Linked DNA regions of Homo sapiens: all the other regions are linked to region 1. Evidence: chromatin contacts called from ENCODE Hi-C or POLR2A ChIA-PET data. All regions are on one chromosome and are shown on one strand. Each heading gives the region's core, a stretch centred on a gene start or an enhancer-like site at or near the end of the contact. The rest is flanking DNA. Distances are from core to core; before and after follow the strand shown. Region 1 overlaps CHCHD6 (coiled-coil-helix-coiled-coil-helix domain containing 6). Region 2 overlaps CHCHD6 (coiled-coil-helix-coiled-coil-helix domain containing 6). Region 3 overlaps CHCHD6 (coiled-coil-helix-coiled-coil-helix domain containing 6).

Region 1 (3,284 bases), core at 205-2,704:
ACGTGCTGGTACCTCTCAGGTAGTACTACTTCCAGCAAGGCTCAGCATGTGCCCACCACAGCCCTTGGTGCCCACTGCCACCCAGACTCGTGCTGGAGCACTGCAGCCCAGAGAGCAGGAAGAACCAAACCCGTGGGCCCTCTCTTCACCCACTGCTGCAGAAAGGCAGCCCACGAAACTCTGGGCAATGCGCCTGTACACCAGAGAGAGAGACAGGGGCAAGGGCAGATGAAGAGAAGCAAGAAGAGAGGCAGGACACTGATCTTTATCTGGGAAGAGAATGCTAGCCAAGGTCCCAATAAGGTTGAGACAAACTCTCTGCTGATGCCACTTCTACAGAGGCCCCGTCCAATGTTTACAGAGAACTCCACCCCAAGGCCGGTCTACAAGCCGCAGCTATGGCAGGCATGCAGGCGGGCTGCAGCATGCTCCTGGAATGTCTTTGGAATGATCTGCACCCAGCTACGAGTGCCTCAGTGCCCCTCCTCCTCAGCCTCCAGGTGGGCAAAAGGACGGCACAGCTCCTGCTGCCGAACCTTGACTTCTTCACAGAAACAAGCAAGCATGACCATATCCAGATGCCAACTTGAGGTTCCTTCATGCAACGGCTGCTTGCCATGGGAAGTCCAAGCCACTGATATGTTAGCTGTTTGCTCCATGTGCCTTCCCTGGGCCCTGAAAAAATCCCCTTGGCTGCCAAAATCGTGTGACAGTCCATCCGCCCCCAAGAAAGTCAGAATCTGCTTGTTTTACAAAAAGCAGCCAAGGAAAAGGCGCTTGAAGGGTGCCACCAGCTACCAAGAGAAGGACTAGTGCAAGGAATCCTCCTATCCCCCGCCCCTCTGCCAGCTGGGGAAGCAGTCCACAGACACAGTTCTTAATTTGGCCTTAACCTCGGGTACCTGGCAATGACAAACAATGTGACTTACGAGGTCTAGGAACAAAGTAGCTGGGGTTGAGGAGTCAATGCCCCAGCCCAGCCCATCATAAAACCCCAATATTTCTCCTTCCTCATCTAATCCCAACTGCTCCTTCTTTACATTTTTCTGGATCCAAGCCAAGCCATCAGTAACTTTCTGGATGAGGAGGAGAACAGGGTGAGAGAAAAGCGGGCCCTTCCTCAGCAAGCCGCGCTAAAGGGGCAGGGAGAACGAACGGGATGCTAAGTCCCCACAGGGCAGTACAAACCTGGTCAACCTGTCCCCCAGGGCAGCCACAACAAAGGGAGGTCAGATAACACTAAAAAGCCAGGTCTCCCAACAAAAAGAGGGCAGGAGATGAAAGATCAGGCCTTGGGTAGAGGGCCTTTCAGCCTCCTCAGCTAGATTTAATCAGTCTCAAAGCTACCAGGTTACAGGCCCTCAGAGGATGACATCGGGGGAAGGGGCCTTCTCCCCACCCTGCCCAAGGCCTTCTCCCAGCACGCCTGTTCTTCCAGCCAACAAGTGGCCCAGGCCTGCCACCTAGTGGGCTCCGCTCACACACCACAGGAAGAGACCGGATCCCAGAAGAGGGGCTGCTGTGACCAGAGTCCTGCCAACAGTTCCAGGACTTCATTCACAAGGCACAGTGGGGTTCTCTCTGGCTGTGGCAACAACCAAAACTGCTGGAGAAAACCGTTTCCCAGGGACCAGTGACAAATGAAAAATAGGAAGGAGTGAGCTGCATTCTCAGAGCCTGGCCTTCTTCCCCACCTTTTCTAAGCCCAAACAGCTCCTGCACCCAGAGCCTGTCCCCAGTGAAGCACAGGATATGCGTGGGACAGGAATGCCAATTTCAAAATGCTAGTCCTAGAGTGCCCCTACTCACACACACAGGTTCTAAGCTCTGGCCTCATCCTAAGACTCTGGCCTAAAAGCTGTGATTTTTAAACGGCCATTAGATGAGTGAATTTTACTATGCATGAGGCCGTGTCCCAGAGGTGGACAGGGTACAAGGCTTTGGAGGGGCATAACTGGTAAACCTCAGAGGGCAGTACAGGCACATTCCATGTGCTGTGCACCTGGTGCTGCTCTAAGCTTGTCCCTTATCTCAAGAAGTCTTATGACTATCCAGGGAGGAGGCAGGATCACCAGCAGGGACAACAGAGGATTCAGTGCCCTGCTCAGGGAGCACAACTGGGAAGCAGGATTCGACCCCAGGCAACCCGGCTCCTGAATTCACACCATGCTGCGGCAGCCTCCAATCCTAGCTGCTAGACATAACAAAAGAAGAATAAATAAAAAACTCACACTCTAAAACCCTAAAAACCCAGGTCTGCTCTGGCTAGAGGGCCCCAGCAAAGGAGCAGAATCTGGGCTACCCTAGAGGATAAGATAAAAATCAAGTTAGGGCAATGCAGGCGCTTTTTTTTTTTTTTTTTTTTTGAGACAGGGTCTCACTCTGTCACCTAGGCTAGAGTGCAGTGTGACATGATCTCGGCTCACTGCAACCTCGACCTCCAAGGCTCAAGCAATTCTCGTGCCTCAGCTTCCCCAGTAGCTGGGACCACAGGTGTACACCATCACGCCTGGCTAATTTTTGTATTTTTTGTAGAGACAGGGTTTTGCCATGTTGCCCAGGCTGGTCTCGAACTTCTGGCCTCAAGCAATCGGCCCACCTCTGCCTCCCAAAGTGCTGGAATTACAGGCATGAGCTACCACACATGGTGGCAAATTCTTATTAGTGAGAAAAAGAACTGCCTTCAAAGAAGTGCAACCAGAGGCCCAGAGAAAAAAAAAAAATAACAGTCCCCCAGAGGCCCGGCAAGGCCTGAACACAAAAGAAAAACATACATTCCTTTTCAGCCCTACCGGTGGTGACTCCAGGGAAAGCCAGAGAGCAAGAAAGATGAGAAGCCTTAGACCACCGTTCCTCTCCCTCCTACCCTTCCAGATCCTCAAGAGGTCAAGATGTTGTGCTGGGGTCAGCACGGGGCACCAACTGCCCTTGCTCAGCTGTGCCTTCTTGTGGAGACAGCAAAGGCAGGGCCCATAGCCATGATGTCAGTTCCTGGAGGAATTTCATCGATTCCTCATTAGCATGGGAGAACTGCCTGCCCACCTGTTAGAAAAACTTTCCATTTATGGTGACAGATGGGGCAGTGTTAATGGGCTGGCTTTAACTGGGAAACAAGGAAGTTCAGGCTCATTGCAAAAGGAATTAGCATTAAAGCTAGGTGGGTCTGCTCATTTACAGGGAGGCTTGGGAGAAAGCTCTGGGAACTTGCCTCACATGCTAGGGGTATCCAGGCACTCAAGACTCAGGCCTAGAGGCAGCCATGCCCAACCAAGGCCTGCCCCTAG
Region 2 (3,284 bases), core at 305-2,804, 180 kb before region 1:
CAAATAAATATGTCTACACATAGACCAGGGGCTTTTCCATGCTTGCACTCCAGTGGTCTGACTTCTGTGAGCTCAATCCAGGTTCTCAGACCTTGAGCCCAGGGAAATGCTCAAGGCTGAGGCCGCTGACAGGAGAAGAGCGCAGAATCCCAACACAGAACGGGCAAGCTCTCTGGTTATAGGCAGAGCGAGTGTGAGAGTGCATGAATGCATGCATGTGTGAGAGAGACAGTATGTGTGGAGAAGGGGGTATTTTGATGCTGCAATCAGTTTTCACTGGCTTGTATGTTAAAGATAAATAAAAACATCAAATTTTCTAAAGATGATTTTATTCACTCCTTATAGAAGTTTTAAAAAACATGAAGTGTGAATGAAGAATTGATGTGGTTTGGATATTTCAGTCTCCAAATCTCATGTTGAAATGTGACTCCCCAGTGTTGGAGGTGGGTCTGGTGGGAGGTGTCTGGGTCATAGGGGTCGGGGTCCCTCATGAATGGCTTGGTGCCCTCCCCATGGTAATGAGCGAATAATGAGAGTTGATTATTTAAAAGAGCCTGGCATCTCTCTTGCTCTGTCTTTTGCCAGGTGACACACCGGCTCCTTCTTTGCCTTCCTCCATAATTGTAAGCTTCCTGAGGCCTCCCCAGAAGCTGAGAAGATGCTGGTTTCAGGCCTGTACAGCCTGTAGGACCATGAGCCAAATAAACCTCTTTTCTTTATAAATTACCCAGCCTCAAGTATTCCTTTACAGCAATGCAAATGGATAATACAAGAATATTGAGATGAAATTTAACTTGCCACCAAAAGCTTCCTGAGCCATTCATTCATCTCACTCCTGGAAATGGTAGGAAATGAGGGTTGAGGACCCAGCCTACCAGAGAAGCCTTGGGGAACAAACGACCCCTACAGCACAAGTATAAGGGGAGGTTGTACCAGGCTTCGGAGAGGCAAGAAGAGGGGCCTATGGAAGCAGGTAGGGCTTCCATTCCAGAAGGGTCTTAGAGACTCTGTGGTCCAACTATGTCATGACATAGATGAAGAGATGAGGCTCACAGTGTGAGGTGACTTTTCAGAACCGTGGGTCAGTCCAGTAATAGCACAGACATGATCTCACTCTCCAGACACCCCTCCCTCCCGGACCCCAGGCTCCCTCAGCAGTCACCCAGAGCCTCACCCCACCCCACAAGGACCATGCTCCTTTCAGAAGCAGTAAACAACAATCTTCAAATAGGGCAACCTAGGACCCTCAGCCCAGCGGCAGCCAGGGCTGCTGCTAAATAACATCCAGAGAAGCCCCGCCTGCCCTGGGCCTGCTCAGCAAACGGACAGGGAGGCTCCAAGGGCCCTTCTTGCGCCCGTGCACTGAGTGTGCCCAGCTGTGTCAGCCCGATCTGGTCACTGGGCACATGTGCCATTCTGCCATGCCAGCAAGGCAGCAGGAAGGCATGTGCCAGCCTGAGGAGCCAGTGCCAGTGCCAACCCTTAAGCCACAAGGACAGCCCTCCTTCCTGCGGGAAGGGCTCAGGCTCTCTGCAGGGCTGCTGGTCGCCCACCACAGGCTCTCTGGACTCAAGGCTCAGGATGACGTTCTCTGGGCCCTAACTCTGGGAAGAAGCGGGGTGGGGGAAGGCCTCCTCACCAGAGGAAAAAGTAACAGATCTCTTTGAGGCAGTTCAGAAGTCAGGATGGATTTAGAGGCTTTCCCTGGGGGGATTTCCTGGGGAAGTGATTAATTTGCTGGCTGGAATACATTCAGTTTGGCAGTTGATCTAAACTCCAGGACTCATAGCAATCACTTAGGAGTTTGTTTACATGGCAGATTCCAAGGGCCTCGCTTGGGGTGGGGCCCAGGACTCTATTCCATGATTCTGAGGCAAGTGGTCTATGGGCCACCACAAACCAGGGTCACAGCACACTGGCACAGGCAGATCTGCAAAGCGTGGTGTTATCAGGGCTACCGAGAGGTGCTACGGGCAGCAGGGCATGGTGAAGGCTCTGAAGCCCCTCTCTCCTCTAAAAGAAGACAACAAGAGGAATGCACATCTCACTGGAGCCTCCGTGCTCTTAGATAAACATCCGCCTCAGTGATTCTGAACTTCGGGTGCCTGCAGGGTGAAACCTGTGTGCCTGGCTGAGGACAAGAAGGACCAGGCCCTGAATCCTGGCTCTGCCGCTTCCAGCCCAGCAACTTAGGATGCGTCAGCCTAGCTGAGCCTCACTTCCTCATCACAAAAATGGGGTGAGGGCTCCCCGTCCCAGGCGGGTTTAAGTGAGATGAGATGAGACGAGCCTTTCTGTTGTGAACAGTTTGTCCTGGCCCCTCTTTTCAAGTGCAGAATACACCAGGGGCCTGTAAGCTGGTATTTTGGAGTAAACACTATTGACTAAGATACCAATTCTCCTGGTAATCAGCTTGGAACAGAGGACTAAGAAGGGGAGCTTAGAAAGGTCCCAAGGTGGGTAACTAACTGGGAGGTATGTATGTCAAGGGGCACTAAGAAGAAAGGGGAGTGTTTGGCATGTCTACCTAAAATGACCTGGGGGGCAGACTCAGGTAGCTGCCTGAGGTGAAAGAGCCCAAAGTCAAAGTTTACCGGCTCCTCAAGCTGCCCTGGGCTCCGTGTCAGTCGCAGGGCCACACTGTGAGGAGCACAGACCGTGTAAACAGGGCCATAACAGGGAGCAGGCTGCCCTGCAGCAGCCTCACCAAGACCAGGGACTGGCGGATGAGGCTGGGTCGGCTCTGCAGAAGCAGGCAACCCAGCAAGCACATCCCACCAGCCTGTGCTGGGCCCAGGAGGGGAAGGAAAGGCCTGCTGCGAATTCCACCTTCATGTGCTGAACCTCAACTAAACCAACAAAAGGAAAAAGGGCACTCCCTGCCCCTGGTCCCTGGGAAACCCAAGGCTGACTCCACAAAGAACCTCAACTCTTTCCATGGGAAGGTAGGTGGAGGGTGTCCCCAGGGGTGCGGCCAGTCAGGGCTTTGGGTGCTGGGCAGTGACGGTGGGAAGCAAAGCCTCATGTTTCCCTTGGCGCCCTGCTCCACCAAGGCCTGCCCCCACAGAGCAGGAAGAGAGCCGGCCGCCCCAGGACTTTCTGATGACAGGGCAGCCAGTCTGGGCAGCAGTAGGGAGTGCAGCGGGACGGGAAGACCTCACTGTAGACACTCCAGGCTGGGGGCCTTTGGCAGATAGGAAGAGATGGGCGCTCCCAAGAGCCAGCCCTGAGCTGTTTCCATCAGAGAGAGTTCTTTTCTAACAGCCAGAGCTGTACAGAGATGA
Region 3 (3,284 bases), core at 522-3,021, 140 kb before region 1:
TAAAAAAGTCCTTCAGTAAAAGCTAGTAAGGAACAGGCACAGGATAAAATCAGATGAAAAAGTAGGTTTGCTCTGTTAATAATGTCCTAGTTAAAAGAGTAACACCCTGACTCCAGCACATTAACCCACAGCATCACCACTATATTAATCCAAAAGAAGAAAAATCTTTCAGAGTCGTTATCTATTGATACCATGGCATGCTTGTGAAGAGAACCTTGTCCATGGTCATAGTACTTAGAGATAGAAAGAGGATTAATGGTTCCTGAAATGCGGCCAGCCTCGATGAATAGAGACGCTAGCCCTGCTGCAGCAGTGTCTGTGGGACCCTGGGGAGTGTGTGCCAGCTGGGGGACCCTGTCAGCATGGCTCTCTCTCTCCCCGAACAGCACGGGCCACACATCAGGGCCCCACACTGATGCTCTGCCCCTCATCCCTTCCCTTCAGCTCCCATCCAACTCTCCACACCTCATCCATGTTGGAGAGTCTATGCTGATGCACTCTGGGAGGTTAAGGTCCTCACTGGTAACCTGGACTACAGCAGTAGGAGGTGTTCATTCAAACTGAAAGGATGGGACAGGGAAAATGCAGGAAAGCAAGGGCCTGGGAAAGAAGTCTTAGGAGGTGAGGGCCCACCTCCACCACTCACTGTTTCCCTCTCCAGCCCCCATGTCTCCTCTGCGCTCCAGCTGGCTGGACTGGAGCAGCACCCACGAGTCCATATCCCCTTCGAGGGTCTGCTAGCCCACTCCTGCCCCTCCAGAGGTTGACATCTAGGGAAGCATGTCTCATATGAGAAGCCCCTGAACTCATTCCAGCTGATCTGATCACAGGGCAGCAGATCTACAGCCGGGTTGATCAGGTATGAGAAGAAGAGCTGGGCCAAGCAGATTTCCTTTGGGAATAAACCAAGAAGTGAGTGGCCAGTTGGCAATGGAGGTAATGCAAGAGGAAGTCATTAGGGTGGATTGAGGTCCACCAAAGATGAAAGGAACTCTGAGAGACCAGAAAAAGCAGATGGGCTATGTGGAGACTGGGCAGCAGGGAGCAAATACAGCTAAGCATAGAGCAGGCAGAGACCTGGCCAGGAGCTGACCAGAGCCCTGTCACCTCCTGGTTCTGGGCTATGTACATCTTTAAGATAAAGTTCATTTTATTGAGAAGACTACCCCAATCTAACTAAAGTACTTTTTGACAAAGTCCCAAAGAGCAGAGGAGAGAGAACATATGCCCTCCAGGGTGTAGGGGTTAAAGCTTGAAGTTGCCCAAGGCAAGGGAAGATAAAATTGCTTTGAAATTGCGTGTTTTATCTTGAAAAGTAACTTGACTTTTCCATGCTATTTCATAATATCAGTGTTTGCTTTAATATAAAAATAGCATCTCTCTCCTCAAAGCTTCATGTAAAACTGACATTCCAGGAAGATGTGCCCTTCCTAGGCTGTGGTTTCATATATTCCACCCTGGCAAATGAATAGGCAACCCTGGGGGCACAGAGACCCCGGGGTGGGACTTGCTGAGCTAGAACATCTCTCAGGGCCCTCCCAGCTCTCACTAGCACACCATAAGCCAGAGGCTTGGCAGTGAATAAACACCCTGTCCTTCGGTGCAGCAGAGGCAAGAGGTCCCATCTCTGACCCATCTTCTGTGTGGCAATCAGGCAGCTGCTGCCCTAAGGCCTTTCAGAAGGCTTTCACTCATGCCTATTCCTACCAACCTAAGTCACATGGCAGGATGCCAGAAGCAACTGGAAGGGGTGGGGGATGGGGTCAGCAAATACAGCAAAGGAACAAGTTTGGGGCCAGCAGGAGTCACACCCTCCTGCAACCAGCTCTGTTTCCATGCCTAAAAATAACTACAAAGGGACAAATACAAAATCTAGCAATTTCTAGGAAAACACTTGCTCTCCAAATAATGGGTGTTTGGCTCTGTTGCTCAAGACAGAGGGCCTTTCATGGGAACTTGAACACAAATTTCTACTGGCCCAAATGACATTTCCACCCAAGTATCTTGTGAACTCAACTTTAATGTGTGCAGAGGGCTATCATTTCCTCTCTCCAGTCCTCCCTCTTTTCTCCTGCTGCAAATAGCCCAGAATGATGGACACAGACGCTGCTGCTGATGAAATGCAGCCAGCCGGTAATGGTCATTCCTATCTGTCACCCCAGCACCCAGCCCCTCATGAAGCTCTTCCTTCTAAATAGCTCTCAGAGGAATCCTTTCCTTCCGCTAACTCACTGTGCCCTCCGGCAAGTCACCTCACCATTCCGGGTTCTAGCAAAATGAGGCAATTAGATCACATTGATTTGAAGGTTCCTTCCAGCTTGAAGAATCTACGATTTTAGCTATGCAACCATTAACAAGAATGAGAAAGGTTTATATATACAACAGAGAAAGAACTGCAAGATATCTTATTAAGGTGAAAAAAGCAAGCTGCAGAACAATATCGTGTGATTCCATTTGGGTAAAGTATATGCTTGAATATGCATTACAAATTTCTGAAAGGATAAGTAAGAAAGTGTTAATAGTGGCTACTCTCTGGTGAGTGGGATAAGGGGTTGGCAGAAAAGAGGTGTTCAATTTTGCATTGACTTAAATGTTTTACCATGTGCATATGTGGCTCTTTAAATTACATGAAGTGGTAAATGGAAAGCACCTTTTGTTGCACATGTCTTTGCAGTGCCTCCAGATCTCTCCTGCTGTCGCACATGCTGGAAGGACAACTGCAGTGCTGCTCCTGCTGCAGCTGTATGGCCCAGTCTGTGATCCCTCCAGACCTCCTTTATGTGCCCAACACCACCCCTTCACCAGCCTCCTGCTCCGTCTGCTGGGTGCTCACACTCAGTCTGCCTCCCACCGTGATGGGTGTGTGCTCACACTGGCTGGATGGCCTGTTGGGTGTCCTGGGCGGTGCTGAGGGTTGAGCACACACAGAGGAAGAAATGGGCCCTGCCCCTGAGAAGCAACTAGTCTGGAACAGAACTCCTCTCCCCTACCTCTTCCTGTCTTCCAAATGCTGCTCCCATCCATCCTGTTCCTTGCACAATAGCATCCTGCATTCCCTGCCCCTTTCTCCCTATGTTTAATGTCTGTCCTTTGTCTTGGAAAGGCCTGAGTTCTTCATGAGCCTCAAGTGGCCCCAAAGAACAGAGAAGCTGCTTCACAAAAAAGACCATGGACTTCATTTCCACAGACCCTTGTGGGCCCTCAGGAGAACCGTGGGCTCCTGGCTAACATAGAGGAAGGACCAGCCCCCAAGGGGCAGCACGTCACTTCTTTGAGCCTTCACT

The links. Hi-C counts contacts between places; a loop is a spot of excess contacts on that map. ChIA-PET counts read pairs that join two places held with the same protein, here RNA polymerase II (POLR2A). Pooled maps may share reads with other maps.
Region 2: a loop to region 1 is called in a map of Caco-2, with 4 times the contacts of the local background. The contact joins two enhancer-like sites. A Hi-C loop is called at or near these places in 3 of 168 maps with a recorded cell type or tissue (Caco-2, Calu3 and ascending aorta), 1 of 37 single-sample maps with no recorded cell type and 6 of 50 pooled maps. POLR2A ChIA-PET finds 5 or more read pairs at or near these places in 5 of 52 experiments (H1, PC-9, Panc1 and 2 more).
Region 3: a loop to region 1 is called in a map of psoas muscle, with 2.3 times the contacts of the local background. The contact joins two enhancer-like sites. A Hi-C loop is called at or near these places in 2 of 168 maps with a recorded cell type or tissue (Caco-2 and psoas muscle) and 4 of 50 pooled maps. POLR2A ChIA-PET finds 5 or more read pairs at or near these places in 1 of 52 experiments (MCF 10A).

What each region holds. Positions count from the first base shown.
Region 1 is chr3:126,750,586-126,753,869 of GRCh38, reverse strand. The region is part of intron 4 of CHCHD6 (coiled-coil-helix-coiled-coil-helix domain containing 6); the gene reads right to left. Among named protein-coding and RNA genes, the nearest start is that of CHCHD6, 48 kb to the right of the region's middle. RefSeq lists enhancers at 1,237-1,336, 1,310-1,604, 1,370-1,664, 1,417-2,054, 2,693-3,284. Within about 2 kb of position 1,454, at least 5 of the 41 ENCODE cell types and tissues checked have a DNase peak (open chromatin) inside an H3K27ac peak, as active enhancers do.
Region 2 is chr3:126,930,866-126,934,149 of GRCh38, reverse strand. The region is part of intron 6 of CHCHD6 (coiled-coil-helix-coiled-coil-helix domain containing 6); the gene reads right to left. Among named protein-coding and RNA genes, the nearest start is that of PLXNA1, 51 kb to the left of the region's middle. Within about 2 kb of position 1,554, at least 3 of the 41 ENCODE cell types and tissues checked have a DNase peak (open chromatin) inside an H3K27ac peak, as active enhancers do.
Region 3 is chr3:126,894,223-126,897,506 of GRCh38, reverse strand. The region is part of intron 5 of CHCHD6 (coiled-coil-helix-coiled-coil-helix domain containing 6); the gene reads right to left. Among named protein-coding and RNA genes, the nearest start is that of PLXNA1, 87 kb to the left of the region's middle. Within about 2 kb of position 1,771, at least 6 of the 41 ENCODE cell types and tissues checked have a DNase peak (open chromatin) inside an H3K27ac peak, as active enhancers do.